2 separate regions of the Mus musculus genome follow, and region 2 is linked to region 1. The links are chromatin loops, found by intact Hi-C in ENCODE. Cell type or tissue: left cerebral cortex. All regions are shown on one strand. Links, peaks and the distances in the headings refer to the core of each region. The heading gives the core; the rest is flanking DNA.

Region 1 (2,928 bases), core at 247-2,746:
AAACAGTGTAACATCATACATAATACATGTCAATGCACTGTGCCAATATAGGATGTGCTATAGCTATACTCCTCTTTATATTTAAGATGTATGAACTCAATACATCCTGTTACCCAAGGCAGCCAGGAAGACATTTGTGAAGAAAGTTAACTCAGTACTACATCTCTAAATTAACTGTTTTTTCTTAGGTTTTGAGAATATTTTTAAACCCTGATTAGGTTATTCTTTTAATATATCAACCCAAGGGGCAAATTCCATTAATTAAAAGAGACATCAGAGTTTTATAATAACCAATGCATTAAATGAAATACTGTAAACAGCAAGAAGTTAGCTATGACAAAGGAAAAGCAGACAACAGTTTAAGAGACTTATATAAAAGAACATGAATATACAGTTTCATCCACTCTGAAGTAGAACAATAATAAATACAGAATAGTGATACTAATTGAAGGAAGGATGAAGTCTAACAGTTTCTTGTGCTTTGGGGAAAGAACCTCAAAATATACTAAAAATTTTAATGCTATCTAAAACTTGAAGATGCTTTCAAGAGGTGATCCTTCTCTCCCATTATTTAAAAAGCATTTGAGGAATTTGAAAGCTCTGGAGAAAGAAAATATAGGCTGGCAGGAAGAAATTCCATCTTGTTGGGTCTCTGAAAGAGCGGAGGACTGAACACTTGTAAACACGGTACCTTGAGCAATAGTTGCCTTATGGCTTGTAGTTTGAGGCCAAGAATAGCATGATAAACTTAGAATGTGTTTATCTCTTGGCAGCTTCATTTTACTTGCAAGTTGGAAGGGACAAAGACCAACAATTTTCCACCTACAAAGTACATCTAAGCTGGCAGGAAGCAAAGCGAGTAAGTCAACTTGAGTCTTCAGATCACAGTCATTCTCAAAGCCAGATGGACAGCTTTAGAACAGGAGTGAATCAGCCAATATCTCAAGGCATTTGTGGTTGTAATGTCCTGGATTGGAATGTGGGGGTGGGAGGAAGCTTTAGTTTGAAGTTTTCACATACGTCTAGTGCTATTTTAAGAGACAGGCGGGATGTGTGCAAATTTTTATAATTCCTGATTCCTTGCTAGTTGAAAACAGGTATGAAGCATTTTAGAAACCCTGTCTTTTCTCTCAAAAATAGATTATATAAGCAGATTTTTTTCATACAGTTTGTTGTTTGGGTGTTTCTATACATCATCTTTCATCATGGTAAAAGCGTTGTGTCTGATTCATTCACTGACATAATGTTGGTTATTTAATGATGAAAGGCCAAGGTAGACTTCTGAGTTTTATTTTAAAAGTGCTTAATTTAGGAACAGAATTAATTACATGAGGTGTAGTTGAGAAAAGAAGAGCTTGGGTGCTGTAATTTTTAAGACTGAGCAAAGGAACTTCTTGTTACAAGGTTTGAGACATCTGCCGATGTTGGGTTATTTGTGTTTTAGGGGTGCTATGCTTCAAATTACAGAGATAGTTTCAGTTCTTAAAACAAAATCCTTATTTTAGCCCACGGGATACATTTTTTTCTCCTTTTAATACAATTCTCTTCTGCTTCAAAACAAAACTAATCACCCAAGGTTATTCTCAATAGTGATACTTAGACAGTGCAGGCAAACCTGCTGGTGTAGGAATAGTTAATTTTATGGAGACAGAGTGCTTCTGCTTTGAAAATACATTTTAAAATTATAATTTATTTATATTGTCATAAGAAATAAAGAAATGATTCTATCCCTTTCAATAAGATCATCAAACAGAAAATTATAAAATTATTTTGAAATGAAAATTAATTTAATGAAAATTAAAATTGACTGATGTTTATCTAACACAAAAGGCTCTCTTTATAGGCTGTGTCACGTGGATCAAACCAAATGCCACTTCATACTTTTAAAAACAATTTGAAATTTAAAAGTTTTAATAGGGTTGTTTGTAAAAAGAAAAATAAATGCTCATGGCAATGCATACTTAGAAATAGATGTGAGTACTCCAAGCAAAAGTCATACAACCAAGCTTATCAGTTCGAATTTGTTTGCCCTGCTACATACCCTGAATAATTACTTATTTTCTAAAAAAAAAAAAAAGTAAAATAAAAAGGATACTTCCTGTGGGCTTCCACCTTGCCTGATGTTACAGTATAAATCTTCACATATATGGAGAGCAATTTTTTTTAACTTGAACCCCTGTGTCTTTAATTGGTGTTAAGTGTTCATCCTTCATAGGCCATTGCTACTGCCTTTTTCTTGCATGTGTGGCTGTGAACTCGGGTGGCTGTATAATCTTACTCTGTAGCAATAACACAAGTATATAAAGGAGCTCCTTTAACTGTAATCTGGATTAAAAATTGGTCACATGATGGAACATATACGCGCCTCTTTAATCTAATTATGAATCAAAAATGGTATAGAGCTTCCTTACTGTTAAAGGTCTATCAGTTCTACCCAAAAGGGAATGGTTTAACTAAAATTTGACATTCTTATCAAATCCTTACTCTTTAGTATCAGTGTTTAATGCCTCGGAATCTTATACAATTCATGTAATCAAAACTGAATTTTTTTTTAAAGATTCATAAATCAAGGTGTTTGTGCCGCGTTTGCTTCGCAAAGTTCTCTTTGCCAGATATTATGCTTAAGTTTAATCAAATTACTGGAAAAGCCACAGCTTCAGTATTAACAGTAGTGCAACTTCCAAAAAAGGAGACAGAACCCAAGAAGAAACAAGGCAACTAAAATATTTAAAATATTTTTTCGGCAATAACAAGGACAAAATTGCCAGAAGTGGGAGAGGAGTCAACAATTCACTTCCCAAGGTTTTGAGTGCCAGAAGAGTCTGCCCAAGGAGGGAGGAACGCTGCACTGTTAATGACTGCAGTGGGTTTGGCCTAATACTGCTTTTATTCTAACGTTAATTTGGGTCACCATAACTGCTTACATGA
Region 2 (2,928 bases), core at 116-2,615, 250 kb after region 1:
TAATCAAGCAGATATATAAACTATTTAAGACATTTGAGTGGGAGAGCCAGAGTCTCTCTTTCTAGGCTCAGTCTGCCAAAAACCATTGGAGGCGTCTCTATTTCTAATATTAGATACTACAATTGGACCTCCGCCTCCTGCCTCCAGATAACTATTCAGTAGGGCTGACTCTCAGCTTATGTGAAGATATAGGAGAACAGAATTTGTGACATCCTGGAAGCTTGCCAGATTTCAGTGGGTGGGAGGACCAAGGCTAAAGGCCAAATGACAGATCCCCTAGGAGGATGCACAAAACAGACCCTCAGGCCTCTGTTGACTAAAGTGATAGTTTTTTTGATCATGGGGGTAGTTAGGAAATAATCTAGTTCAGTTTCTCTCCAAGAAAAATAATTCCAAGTTGAGGCTGGTACACTGTGAGGGGGAAAAAAATCTAAAATAAAAAGCTTAGCTGTAGTTCATTAACTTTAATTGGTTTTTGTTGCTTCTCCTCAGGTTTCCTGGATCTTTCCGCCATCTCCTCCCCCAACTCTCGGCTTTCCCTTCTTCTACCTCTCGCCTCCTCCCCCTCCAATCTGGCTTTCCCTCCTTCCTGGCAGCATTTTTAGCTTTAATTTGATAGTAAAAACTGAATCCAAAGTTACAGAATTCTTCAAATTCAACTTCTTTGGAGAAAAAGAAGTTTCAGGAAAAAAAGAATTAGCTATCTCAGCTGAGATCCTGGACATCAAAGGCCTATGTCTCCACACGTGACAGGTGTCCTGGGAGGGTTAAAGAAAATCAGTCACTCCTTAAAAGTCATTTGTACACTTAGTACCGGCATATCTCTGCCCTAGGAATAAACAGAGACACAAAACAGGTCTTCATTGTCATGAATTTTAGACTACTGGAAAACATGTAAAAACAAACAAACAAGACAATGTGTTTTTTTAAATGTCAATGCTATTAAAAAGCAAAGGGCTATGAAAATAAAGATAGTGTGATGCTTAGAGTATAGGTGAAGAGCATCTCTGAGGTCCTGCGCTCCAGAAGAATGCAGGGATATAAACATTTCAGCATTTCTTCAGGAAGGATATTTAGACAAAGGACAGCATGAACTGCATAAAGAAGGCCAAAACATGCATAGTATGATAAATAAGAGAGGCATGCAAGAACACAAGGCCAACAAAAATGAAAGAAAACAATTGCTTGAATACATTCTGTTCCCATCCTCTCCCAGGGCAGAGTTATATGCCTGCATGAGTACTGCACAAGAGTCACCAAGTCTGCCAGGCATTGAACAATTGCTGTATTGAAATTTTATGAGCAATTAAATCTGAAATGTAATGTTTTATTTTGTAAATCCTTGCTTCAAAGTACCTAACCCCTGCCCCATCATTTCAGAATTATTTTACAATCTCAAAGTACTAAATTTAGGTATAAGGTATAAAGGAAGATAGAAAACCTATCTCAGTCAAAACAGTTGAATCCTATGTACCAGTAATTATCCCACCCAAATTAAATTTAGTTATATGAATGTTCAATTCCTTCACCTCTTATTTCTACTGTATTTTATATGGCTTGGCTTAGGTTGATACATGGTCCATCTTAAACACACACACATCTATTTCAGTACAGACACACAAACGCATGAATATATGTACTAAAATAGAAGTGTGTGTATCTGTTGTGTATCTCATATTTTAAAACCGTGGAAAATATAGCCAAATGAATTTAATCATCTGCATTGTACTTTTATATTTAAAATGCTGCTTCAGAGAATGTAAAGCTATTTTAGATCCACTTCTAACTCATCAGATAGAAAGATTTAGTCTCAACCAAAGCAGAAAACAGAAAAGAATATTTATGCGTGTTTTATTTCACTGGAATATTTCCATTTTAATTAGAAAGTATACACAAATGCTAATTTCATCACTAATATGTTCCAGTCTGACCTATTCAAGCAAGTGTACCTGAAACTTACATTTAATTCTATGATTTCTAGTGTGAGAGGAAATCTAAATTGGAAAGGGAAAGAAGATTGGAGGACAACAAAATATTGCAATAATGTCTGGGTAAAATATAAATTCCTGAAAGTAAGAGAATTTAATGACATTTCTGCTATATGAGAATCAGAAAGCTGTTTTACCTTCTGGACAATAAGATGAATTGGATTCATGGTTTTAAAGACAATGTATATGTTTTAATTCAGCTATTAAACTGTTAAATAGATGAAAAGATTTTCAATAAACAGTTGAACAGTAAATCTATGCCCTTAATTCTCCTTCAGTGGTGTTGTACTGATCAGAATGGTGTTTATTTTTTCATAAAGATTAAAATTTATATTAATAAGTTGGAGATGAAGAACAAATGGAAAGAAAACAAACAATTGAAGGCTAGAAAGATAGAGTTATAAAGAAAACCTGTACCTTTGTATTCTGTGAGCATTCATATCACTTAACAAATAGTAAAACAGAACAAGAAAAATAGCATAAGCACTGAGGAGTGGCCTGCTAGGAACAGCCCCTCACAGGCTCTTTTGTCACATGCTTGGACTCCAGAGAGTGCTTTTATATGGAAGGTTGTAGGAAAGTTAGGAGGTGATATATATTGAAGGAGTCAGGCCCCTGGAGGCATGACATCAGGAGCTCTCTCTTATTCTAGATGCTTGCTCTTCTTCTTTCTCTCTGCTTCCTGTCTGAGGAAAACTAAAGAAGTTCTCCATCACATGCTATAGTTGCCATGATAATTTTCTCAAAGTCATAGGACCACTCAAACATGAACCTAACACCATAAGCCCTAGTAGATCCTTCCTCCTCTCTTAACCTCTTTATATCAGGCACTCTCAGGCCGTGAGAAGAAAGTTAACATGCTTATTCAAATCTAACAAGAAACTTGTTTCTTAGGAAATGGCTAGATCCCATTTGTGGATTCTTGATCTTACAGCACAAG

The links. Hi-C counts contacts between places; a loop is a spot of excess contacts. Peaks named below come from ENCODE experiments on the same cell type or tissue, not always from the same donor. Only the 100,000 strongest peaks of a DNase experiment are listed, where the experiment ranks them.
Region 2: it touches region 1 in a loop (5-fold over the local background); 2 of 42 quality-filtered maps call a loop at or near these places.

The regions. Positions count from the first base shown.
Region 1 is chr13:82,560,718-82,563,645 of GRCm38, reverse strand. No RefSeq gene overlaps it. Among named protein-coding and RNA genes, the nearest start is that of Mir3961, 140 kb to the left of the region's middle. In left cerebral cortex, for the core only: no CTCF peak of the experiment used is centred there; DNase peaks (open chromatin) are centred at 886 and 1,388; H3K27ac peaks cover 1,514 bases.
Region 2 is chr13:82,314,617-82,317,544 of GRCm38, reverse strand. No RefSeq gene overlaps it. Among named protein-coding and RNA genes, the nearest start is that of Gm24295, 270 kb to the right of the region's middle. In left cerebral cortex, for the core only: no CTCF peak of the experiment used is centred there; DNase peaks (open chromatin) are centred at 184, 549 and 1,208; H3K27ac peaks cover 1,623 bases.